Regions from separate parts of the Homo sapiens genome. Here region 1 is linked to region 2. The links are chromatin contacts, found by Hi-C or POLR2A ChIA-PET in ENCODE. All regions are on one chromosome and are shown on one strand. Each heading gives the region's core, a stretch centred on a gene start or an enhancer-like site at or near the end of the contact. The rest is flanking DNA. Distances are from core to core; before and after follow the strand shown.

Region 1 (5,841 bases), core at 3,191-5,690, 34 kb before region 2:
GGGTGCCCAAGAACCAGCCACTGTCTAGACTGCAAGTGCCTCTGACCTGGGGCAGGTAGGGGGTGCTGGAGGGTGTATGCGTGCTCTCTGAAGCATGAAGGGGTTCAGGGAGTTCGCAGCAGGCTGGATCTTTTGAGAGAGCCACTTGTGGTCTTGCTGAGAGCCCTAAGCAGGTCAGTGTGGTTGGGTAGAAAGGACCCTTGCCTGCAAGTCAGGCCTCCAGGTGTCAGTTCTATAATAGTTTGCCTGGCTGTGTGACCTTACACACATCACTAGACACAACTCCGGAGGTTGTGACTCCACTGTAAAAGGCTGAAGCCGGAGTGGCAATCTCTTAAGAGCTCTTTCTGCTCTGGAGCCTCTGATTCTACTGCCCACCCAGATCATCTGGAGTGGTAAACTGGAGCTTGCTCAGGTGGGTGTCTTGTCCATCTTCAAGACGAGGTGAGTGTGTGGCGCTGGGCCAGATGGGTTCGAATCCAGATCCCACCACTTACTAGCTCGGAGAACTTGAACATGCTTTTTAGATACTCTTTTGGTTTTCATTTCCTTGCGTGTAAGGAGGAAATCACAATACTACCTCATAGGCTGACTTCACGAGGCTAACTCCTGCTAACACCCTCAACAGTTTACTTATGTATTACATTTATTGTCTGACGCTACACATGGGCAGGGATCTTGGTTTGTTTTCTTCACAGATGTATCTCTAATACCCAGGACAGTAATTGGCACATAGTAGGCCCTCAATATTTAGTGAATAAATGAATGCCCAAGAGTGTCTAGGGAGACATTTGTTCCTCAGTACCTCCACCTGCATCCTGTGCAGACCCCTGGATATTTGCCCTGAAGCTCTCCAGAGAAGGACATTGCTCAGGGCTTATGGGCTTTTCAAGTCTCTTGATATAAAATGCTGATTTAGGGGACGTTTAATGCATCTGTGACCTGAGATGCATAAGGAATTCACACCAGCCCTTGGTTCTGTTCCCTCCAGGATTAAAAGCAGGTGTACCTGGACCAGGCAGCGGGCTGGGAGCCCTCCCCTTCCCACGTGCCCCTTCCCGTGCCTCTCAGGCTGCTCCCCTCCTTCTCAGGCTGCCACACGCTGGCTCCTGGGGACCCCCTCTGCCATATGTTCCATCCAGCTCCAAACTGCATGCTAATTGTTCTGAATGAACAGCTCCAGCTGGAAAAGCAGGCAGGCCGTTTATAGACCTTAAGATAACACCCAGCTTCCTGTAAGTGAGGGGGTTTCCAGGGAAGGGGAATGGAACGTCTTTTCAGGGCCAGAGCTGGGCGAGATGGGCCCCTGGGGCTGGGGCTGCAGTTTAGGACATCACCTCTTCTAGGTGTCTACCCAAGTGGATCCATTTCCAAGCAGCCCCCTCCCCACCAACAGCCTTTCCTATGGAGGCCCTGAGGTGTTTCCCGGATCCATCAGGCCAAGCTCCCTGCGGGTATCAGAGGGTCCCTGCCAACCACGTCCCTTGTGACATCCAGATCCCAACAACATCCCTGCATTCCTAAAGAAGCCTTTTGAGGTTGGCCTAGAGGAAGCCCCAGTAACTGCCTCCTAGCTCAGGCCGGCCATGCATCTAGCTGGGGGAAGCCGAGAAGAGAATGTTTGCTGATGGAAGGAGATGGTTTTGCAATGGACATGCAAACATAAGCCTCCCTCTATTTTCTTAGCCTACATAGGACTGCCTGGCAGCCTGTCTCTCCCCTTAGACGACACATCCTTCATTGGTAAGGGGGAGTGCCCTCTTTTTTTATGTCACTTTCTAGTGCCTGTCCCTCTGTGTAAGCCCAGTTCCTTCTCCAGTTCTACAATGCTGATACAGCTTTGTCCTCCATTTCTGCCAGCATTTCCCAAAAGTGGAAAGAGAAATGTTGAAGGGTGGGTTTCCTGATAAGGAGGAGGGCAAGTGTGATGGAGTCATGGAGCCGGGGAACCTTGGAGTTGACAGGAATCTCCAAGGCCATGAGTCTGAACTCCCTGATCCACAGGGAAAGAGGCCCAGGCAGCGCCAGAGAGCTCACCATCCACGTATCCAGACCCACCCTGCACCCCACATCCTTTCCCGAGCCTGGGGCCTGCCTGGGAATGTGGCAGGGGGGCTGGGGCTGTGACCAGAAGCTTGGAGACTGGGCCCAGTGCTGGCTCTGCCAGCAATTAGCTGTGTGGCCCCAGGCACATTCCTCAGCCTGTACCCCCGTTTGCTCATCTGCAAAAGTGAGGGTGACGTAACACTTGCCTGCATCCCTTCAGGGTGGTTGGAGGCCATAAGAAAAATAAATGTGAAAAGGCTATGAAAATTGAAAAGCAAAATTCAAAAGTATGAGATTTAGGTTATGTTTATTTCTGTGGCCTGGGGTCCCAGCTGCAGGTCAGGTTTTGGAGGGTACGGAGACACAGTGGTCTGTGTGATGGGAATTTTCCCACCTGGCTCTCAGCACCCAGCATGGGAACAGCAAGAAGAGCTCCTGGGGACATGGAGGAATAGAGGCACTGTGGCTTCTGGCCTTCTAGAGGGCTGGGGCTGCTGGGGCCCTAAGCTCTCAGGAAGCAAAAGGAAGAACAGACTAGCCATGAGATGGTCCACTGTGTGGAGCAGCGAGCTAGGGTGGAGCTGCACACCACTGCACTGGCTGGTTCTGCCGCCTCCAAGGATTCTCCCAGCTCAGGTATTGCCTGACTTTTCTCTGCCCTCCGAGGCTGTAGTGGGAAAAGACGTGGAGAGGGCATGGAGGAGGGAACACGGCACCTCCCTTTGAGGGGTGTCCAGCCAGAAGAGGCAAAACTGGGTGCTCAGGGCTGGCGGCAGGGCCTGCTCTCTGCTTTCCCGTTAGGTATGGGATGCACGTGGGGCTGATGACTCCTGGCAACAGGGTGGGATTGGGGACAGCCTTGTTTTAAACACCCCCAATACTCTGGAGGGCCTGACTCAATCCCCTTGGCTGCATGGCCCCACCAGTACATGGGGGTGGCCGAGAGCTTCCTGACAGCCAGAGGCTGGCTTCCTCTCTAGAAGCCTGTGAGTCCAGCAGCAGGTGAGCTGGGCCAGCCGGCTAAAGGCTGTGAGGGGTAGTGTGCAGCCCGAAGGTGGGAAATTGCACCCATCAGCATCAGAGGAGAGTGTGCATAGCAGATCGTGGACTAGACGTGGCCTCAGTCACTCACTTGATTGTCAGGGGCTGGTCAGATCATGGCTGGTCAGTGCATGGCTGGAGAGGAAGCTCCTGTCCTCTCCACCTCTCCAGGCCCAACTTCTAGGTCCAGGCTGAATGTGGCCTTTCAATTTACATCACCTGCTCTGTTCTCTTTGCCTGCGATGCTGCAGCTCCCATCCTCTGTGGGAGTCCACTCATCCTTCCAGGCCCCACCCAGATGTCCCCTTCTCTGTGAGGCCTCTCTGGACCTCCTCCAGGCAGCATAGCCCCTCCATGGACTCAGGATTCTCCAGGCAGCTGGCGAACTGCGTCTGAGATGCCATGGCCACTCTTAGCCCCAGTCAGACAAGCACTGGCCCTGAACTCCTTGCAGCGATGCTCTCGCTAACACACACTGGGATCTCCAGAGGGACCATGCCCCGAACTTTGCACACAGTAGGTGCCTAGTAAATGTTGGCCAAAATGACTGAGTCTGGGCAAATGTATAAGAGCACGCTTTCCCTGGCTTAAATTACATCTGCAAAATCAACACCCAGAAAGGGAGAATTAGAAAGATGGCTTTGCCTCTGGAAGGTTGTCCTAGAAAATCACTTCTGTCTCCTCTCCACTGGCCTGGCACCACCTGCCTTGTGCCCAAGCTGAGTCCACCAAACCCAAACTGTTCTTTTTTATTTTTTATTTTTAATGAAACAATAGATGATCTTTTGACATTTCCAGGGCTGTTTGGAAGAAGGAAAGATAATATGTAACAAATTCATATACTTGCGTGTGTTTCTTGGCTCTGGCAGCTAAAATTTCCATCTCTTTATGCAGGAGTCCTGGGGAGCTGAAATCCTTGATAATGCCAAACAATTCAACACTTTATTCTCTCTTTACTCTGTCTGCACCACGGAAAAATATCGATTTGATGCTGCCAGCTGTGGGAAGTGAAATCAGATACTACACTCTTTCTTGCAAGCAGAAGAAGTCTACCCTGCTTGGGAGGCCCTGTCTCTACCCAAGAGTCTTTGGGTAGAGTCCTATCCAAGGCAAAGGACAGCCTGGCTTTAGTTGCCCCCGGGGCATATGGGCTGGAGGATCTCGAACACCTGAGGTGTCCAGGGTGGGCCCAGATAGTTTCTGTCTGTCCTTCTGTCCCTACTGCCTGGAGTCCTTTCCTAGGCAGTCCCAGCAGTGGATTGGCAGCATCTGATCTGAGCTCCAAACAGCGCTCCCTGAACCAGAGCCAGCCCAGAGCCCTGGAAGTTAGCAGAGCCAGTGACACCTTCAAGCTCACATTCTCAACTTGTACAGCACATTTTGGCCTGGGGCTGAGATAAGCATCTATTATCAGCACTTTCATTTCCTGGAGGAGGGGACGAGGATAGAGCACAAGACTTGCCCAGGGCCACACACTGCAATCTCGCTAGAGCTTAAGACCTCCTCTCCTGACACCTAGGCCAGAAGTGTATTCATTTGTCCATCCATCCTCTGAGTCATCTAAAAAATATTAAATGCCTGCAACATGCCAAGTAGTGTGTTCTGGCTCCAAGTAGCTTTTCCTGAGTCTGGAAGCTTAGCTTTCAGGTTTCCCTATAGAGGAAAAAATGCAGGGCCCTGCCTGTTGGGATCTGGGGAGAGTTTATTGGGATAAACAGTACGTAGTTTCAGAAGCAGGTATTTTCAACTTTCCCTCCCTCCCCTCTCCTGCACCCGACTCTCTCTCTGTCTCTCTGTCTCTTTGTTTCTCTGTCTCTCTCTGTTTCTGTCTCTGTCTCTCTCTTTCTGTCTCTCTCTGTCTCTCTGTCTCTCTTTTTCTCTCTCTCTGTGCACGCACACACCTTTCCTCCTTTTCATGTAATGGTGATTAAGAGCCTGGGCTTGGGAACCAAAATGCCAGGGCTTAAATCTTGGTTCTGTTGCTTGCCAGCTGGAGAACTGTGGGAAGCTGCTTAACCTCTCTCTGCCTCAATGGCCTCATCTGTAAAATGGGGATACTAATATCCCTAGAGAGGATTAAATAGAGTAATACATGTAATGTGTTTAGCACAGTGCCAGGCACAGTATTCAAAAACTGCCAGCTGCTATTGCTATTATTAGTAGTAGTAGTGGTCATTGCCTGGTAGGGAGGGGTCAAAACAGAGATAAAGAGGGTAGAAAAAGAGAAGTCTGCAGCCTTAGGCTCGGCCACCTTTGCTCTTTCAAAAGCAGACTCTCCAAAGAAGCCACTCCAAAATCAGGATGGGAGCCCTCATTTCAGCTCCTTGGTCCCCTCTCCAACCGCTCACACGGCCCCGAAGGCCAGACAGGTGCAGGATGCTGGTTGACAGGCCGGTGACTCCACCCCTGGACAACCAACCAGGGCTAACCATGTGCCAACCATTTGTGGAGAAGGAGAGTCATCCTCCCACAGGCCTAAGGCTCACCTTCTATCAAGCACAGCCCTGTCGTGAGGGGCAGCAGACAGGGTGTCTCAGAAACAGACGGTGAGATGGGGAAGAGACCAGGCTGCTTTTGGTTTGTTCCACAGCTTTTGGGAAGCCCCACGGTCGCTTCTGGCTCAGAACCGAGGCTCAGGAAAGCAGAGCAGCCCGGTGGGGGGATGCGAGGGGATCCAGCCATATCCCCAACGCTCACCCTCTCCAAATCGGGTAAGAAGGAGGACCCCAGGAAAACGACTTCAGGCATCTACCA
Region 2 (5,672 bases), core at 1,696-4,195:
ACTTGAAGAGACCTGGACCACCCTTGCCCCATTCTATTGAAGATAGAAGTGAGTTTCCTGTTTCATTTCCAGACTCACTCTCAGCCTCGCCCTGGACAGTGGGTACCATCTCCATCCATCAACCAAAAGCACACAAAGAAGAAACAGCTGAGAGTCCAAGAGGGCCTCAGTCTAGGAGACTTGGTCGTGCCTCTGCCAGTGTCAGCAGTCAGGCTGGATTCCTCAGCCCTGGCATTAATTGTAGCCCCTGTGCTATGATTACAAAATGGAATTAAATGACATGCCAAATTAAAGAGTTATTTTTTCTAATATATATTTTGCATAGGATGTGTTTGTAACAGCATTAATTATTTACACTGCCACAGAGAGAAAGCATAAATATAAAGAGAGAGATCAGATGGTTCCTGTAGGAGAAATAAAATGAGCATTTCCATCAGGATGATGAATACCTGCGGTCTCACTTTGGGGCTGGGCCTAGGGGGAGGTGGAGAGAGGGGGACATCTTGAGAACAAATCTGACAAGCGTTATCGAGGTTTTTGAGGAAGGAATATGTTAAAAATGAAAGTGAGTACAGAAAGTTTAAATATTTAATACCTGCATTAATTCTAATTCACACTTTCTTTATTTTTCAGATTAAAAATTTACAAGAATTCCCATCTCTTTCATCCTTCTTCCTCCCATGAGACACTTTGTGGTCACTGTTCCAGGGACCACCTTTGGCAGCATCTAGGTAAAAAGGGGCATGAGAACAGCAGCCCCCCTGCCCTCCACCCCACCCCCATGGCACCCTCCCGCCATGGGCATCTCCCCCAACTCCCCTATGAGAAGCCATTGCTGTCGGGCTGCTGGCGCCAGAATGACTAATGGGACCAAAGCCATTTCCTGGCCTCCTCAGCCCCCACCCCAGAAAGGGTCACGGAATTCTCAGAGATGATGCAGCCAACTTGTGGGTTTAAAGTGCTTGTCCGAGCCCAGATCTCACAGGCACAGGCAGAATACCACCACTGAACTGATGTCTTCTTGAAACAAGAGACTTCTGTCCCACACAGCCCCAGGCCCCCCTGCCCTTCAGAAGCTTTTATTCTAAGGCCAACCAGACCAGCTTTATATGCTTTCAATAATATCACTGAAAGCCAGCATTGATTGACTTGGAAGCAAGGGAGAGCTAACTTCCCGAAGTCACCAACACCAGCTCCCAGCTTCAGCCCTGCCCCAACCCCAGCATTAAGCAGGTGAGCAAACTGCTCTCCTACTAAGAACAGCTTATACATCTGAATTCCCTTACAAAGCACTTTCCCATGCCACGTTTGACCCCAGAGTCCTGTGAAGCGGTCAAGGAGCTGTTATCAGCCTTCATTTTATACAGGAGAACACCCAGGTCATGTGACAGACCTAAGGTCTCCCCATTTAATTAAAATGTTTCCACTGTTACAATGCAGCTTCTACAGCACGCGGTTCCCAAAATACTGCATGTGAAAGGGGAAGGGAACATTGGGTTGAGAGATGCTTTTAACCCCACTCCCTGGTTTCCAAGTGACCTGTCTGCGTTGGGGGCCGACGTTTTCCGAGATGAGAGCAGGGAGGGGCAGGTGGGCCAAAGGACTGCATCTGCTCCCATGAGGGCCCGCTGTGTCCTTGCTCCTGTTTTCCCTGAGATTCTCAGTGACCTCAGGCCAGAGACCCTCAGAGGAGAGTTGTTGGCAAAGTTTTCTCAAAGCCCCAACATTTCTGTGACTCCCTGAGTTTTAAGTTGTCAGATACTGTGGCATTTTCCCCCTTCTTCTCACACCCTACCATCCTCCCATCACTTGCCACAAATTCCTGCACAAAACACCTTCCTAAACAGTGTTGATGAGCGCCTTGTTCTCATCAGGCCTCTGATCGAAGACAATTCCCTGACTCCATTCCTACTCTTCCTCACAGATCTATCAACCCAAAAAGTGCCTATAAATCAGCAGAGAAAACACACACACACACATGCACACACACACGCGCACACATGCACAACACATGCACACACACACGTGCATACACACACACACAGGCTTCCTCCATCAGAAAGATGAGCAGGAAATCTCACCTGTGGTAGAAATCTGAGCTATCAGTCTGGCGCTGGGAGATGTTTGGGGTTGTTTGTTGTTTTTACTTCCAGATACCTGCTGGAGTCAGGCCATCCCTTTAAACGAGAAGAGCGGAGCTAGAAAGCACCCCAGCTTAAGGCCTGGAGAGCAGAATCCCTCTAAGCAGTAGCTTCTTCCTCTCCCTCACATAATTCCACAGCCTCTTACTGAAAGGGCAAGGAAAGAGATGGCCCAGCCAGGCAGAGGGAACACCTGAATGAGCTCAGGAGGAGAGGCTGCCATGATAGCTCCTCCCTCTACAAGCCTTCAGGACAAGCACATCCTTCCTGACCCTTCCATTCACTCCAGATACGAGCACTATCCCGGGACAGGACTTAGATCCACGTGGGTACGGGAACACACACATGAGCACAAGGGGAGGAGTTTGGTAGAACTGTCGTTCCAGCTTGACCAAACGTCTACCTATGCTTCCCAACCTCACAGGTTGTGAAATTTTCAAATGATGGAGGGAGGAAAGGACATAGCAGAAGAGAAGGTGAGTTAGCCAAATGGAGATACCGATCAGGGTCCGTGCTTTGGCTGGTGACGGAAACAGACAATGATAGCAAGGACAAAACCCCTCCCTCTCATGGCCTCTAAACAGCCTCTGTCTCAGAGAAATCAAAAGGGAGATTTTTCCACAGAAAAATCAAAAGGGAGATATAGTGCTTGCCGAAGGCACATTCCTAAGGCCCTAGCACAACGTGGAGCGCATGATAGGCATGCTTGTTCTTTCTCCTCATTTCCCCCTGTTCTTTCCTCATTTCCTTGTGCTAAGTAAAATGACTTTAGAACCTGGGTGGGAAGTAGGGAAGAAGCCGTGAGTCCCGTCCTGACCTCCAGACCTTGCATGTGGATTGGTTTTGCTGCTGTAAGGAAAGGGCTCAAGGACAGCAGCTCAGCATCCTGTGGCTGCACACGCAGAGTGAGAGGGACATGGTGGCAGGGCCTATCGAGGGTCTGCGTGGCCAGGAACGAGGAGGTAAGGAGAAAACGTTCTCCCTTCTTACTGGGAGGAGCTCTTTGCAAACTGAAATGAGATTGTCTTACTGCAGAAGCCTACTTTTATTTTTAAAAAGTTATTTTCACAAAAATTAATACCCCCTTCCTGCCTCCACACATCCATAATCCCACCCCTTCAGAAAAGCAGGGCTGTCTTCCAGCCTCTGTCTCGCAGGCATTTTACTAGTGGGGAGGATGAAAGGTTCAAGAATCAAGGACATCACACTGGCTAAATGCCCCCAAAAGTCAGTGTAACATCTCCCATCTCAGAGGCATCTTCTTGGAAATGAAGCAAAGCAGGAAGGCAAAGGACTGGGGGTGACTGGCCGTGTGACCTTGGGCAAGTGACTTAACTTGTCTGAGCCTCAGTTTTCTCTCTCCTAAAATCAGAGAAATCTTACCACTGACGGGGGAGGAGGTGGTGAATTCCTCTCTGCTCGTGCTTTCTGAGCTACTCTTCCAAGCCAGCCATTGTCACATTTATCATATCATTCAACTCTGATGAGAACCCAGTGAGAAAGGAACTATTCCTTTCTTTGAGAAATTTGGTAAGTGTGCATAGGGGTGAAGTGACCTGCCTCGGGGCAGAGACCTGGCCAGTTATGGAGCTGGGGGCCCAGGTTTCCTCCATGGCTGACACGCTTTCCACCACACCACAGCTGTCTCCTGATGGGCGGGTGTCATGCACACTCAGGGCCTTTGGGAAGTTTGAGGGTTGCGGAATGTGAGGTGTGACTACTCTGAGAGTTTAGACGGTGAGGAGAGGAACGCCTATTCCTCTTTAAGCTCCCCCCTTCAGGATCCTCCTGATGAGATCCTTGGTGGCCAGAATTTTCTTCTCTCCTTGCTCTAGAGCCCTTACCCAACCCTGTGAAGCAGAAAAGCCACAGATGACCCGCAACCCTCTGGGGACCATTGGGGTGGGGGCTGAGCTGAGGGGCTTAGACCCCTCAGAAACCCGGGTGACAGCCCCGCACTGCCCCTGCCTCTGTTCAGGCTCTCTGAAGGTCTGGGATGGAGAAAACCCAAGCACAACTGAGCAGCCAGCAGGGTGAGGCGGCAGCAGAGGCCATGGGGCAGAGAACAGTGTCAGGGATGCGTCCACTGAAGGAGGAGTGGGTCAGGTGTGTGGCAGGAATTGGCGTGAGCATCCTGGGTGCTGAAGAGGAACCTCGGAGAGAGAAGGGCCTTGGAACCTCTTGCAGAGGCCGGTGTTTGCCAGGGAGGTTTGTTCATTGAATCGGAAATCAGCTTGCCTTGGTCATACATGTTTAGGAAGCCCTAAGTTAAAGTCTTTAAACTTGTAATGAGCCCTGTAACTTTTTTTTTTTTTGAGACAGAGTCTCGCTCTGTTGCTCAGGGTGGAGTACAATGGTGCGATCTCGGCCCACTGCAAGCTCCACTTCCTGGGTTCACGGCAATCTCCTGCCTCAGCCTTCCGAGTAGCTGGGACTACAGGCGCCCACCATCACGCCTGGCTAATTTTTGTATTTTTAGTAGAGATGGGGTTTCACCGTGTTAGCCAGGATGGTCTCAATCTTCTGACCTCGTGATCTGCCCGCCTTCGCCTCCCAGAGTGCTGGGATTACAGGCTTGAGCCACCATGCCCGGCCATAAGCCCTGTAACTGTTTTAAGACAAGGTGTTCACACAGGCTTTCCCAAGCTGGCTTAGCTTTGGAACTTTCTTTACGCCCCCAGAGCCCACTCTGGGAAGTGCTTACCTAGAGCAGTCCTCCCATTTCACAGATGGGGCCAGGGGAGGATGGGAACCCGTGCAGCTTCTAAAATCGGCCGCCTTCTCGAGTCCCCCACATCCCTAGGGGGCTTAGAACTACTCCACACCTGTTCCCAGGGCTTAGAGAAATTGTGTCTGGCTGCAGCTGTGATGTGTGGAAGAAAGGACATCTGTCTCCTCCTTTTCAGGGGATGGGGGTAAAAGGAATGGGGGGTGGGGAAGGGAGAACTAGGCCCCTTGAAAGTGAGGAATAATTTCACAGAGTAGAAGATCAAGACAGCTGGGCAGCCCCCCGGCCCCGCCACCCCACCCGAGAATGCTCTACGCCTCCCAGGTCTTAGCAGGGACCACCAGGTGACCTCTCAGGAAGCCAAGTCCCAGCCCTAACGTCCAGTCCTGCAGTTATTAGGCCTAAAGAGACACTATCCCTGACCTCAGTTTCCCAATTTGCAAGTGGCTCCTTTCTGAAAATGAAATCCCTTCCAGTGACAAACTCCCCAGGACCCCAGGCCCACCATAGCCTGAGCTGCATTCCAAGGGATCTGGGGAAGGAGCTCTAGCATCATCCAGTTTCCTGGGGACATACGGTGAGCTCAGCCCAGGAGAGGAGAGGGGTTGGGAAGCAGCCGCCCTCTGCCTCTACCCATCCTGGCCCCCAGACAATCCATTTTCCACTGGGTCCCGGTTCCTTATCCAGAAAATGGATGGAGGTCCCTTGTAGCTCCCATAATGGATCTTCACCTCTAAGGATTCCCTTTTCCTAACAGTGTCAGGGATGGCACCAACTTGCTCAGATTCAGGGAGTTAACTCTT

The links. Hi-C counts contacts between places; a loop is a spot of excess contacts on that map. ChIA-PET counts read pairs that join two places held with the same protein, here RNA polymerase II (POLR2A). Pooled maps may share reads with other maps.
Region 1: a pooled map shows a loop between it and region 2 (2.0-fold over the local background). The contact joins the enhancer-like site here to the promoter of PKNOX2-AS1 in region 2. A Hi-C loop is called at or near these places in 1 of 168 maps with a recorded cell type or tissue (CD4-positive, alpha-beta T cell) and 2 of 50 pooled maps. POLR2A ChIA-PET finds 5 or more read pairs at or near these places in 3 of 52 experiments (AG04450, H1 and HEK293).

What each region holds. Positions count from the first base shown.
Region 1 is chr11:125,299,695-125,305,535 of GRCh38, reverse strand. All of the region lies in intron 2 of PKNOX2 (PBX/knotted 1 homeobox 2), which reads right to left. Among named protein-coding and RNA genes, the nearest start is that of PKNOX2-AS1, 36 kb to the right of the region's middle. Within about 2 kb of position 4,440, at least 6 of the 41 ENCODE cell types and tissues checked have a DNase peak (open chromatin) inside an H3K27ac peak, as active enhancers do.
Region 2 is chr11:125,264,071-125,269,742 of GRCh38, reverse strand. PKNOX2-AS1 (PKNOX2 antisense RNA 1) reads left to right here and starts at 2,945. Exons shown (of 2, transcript NR_187382.1): 1 at 2,945-3,103. The region is part of intron 2 of PKNOX2 (PBX/knotted 1 homeobox 2); the gene reads right to left.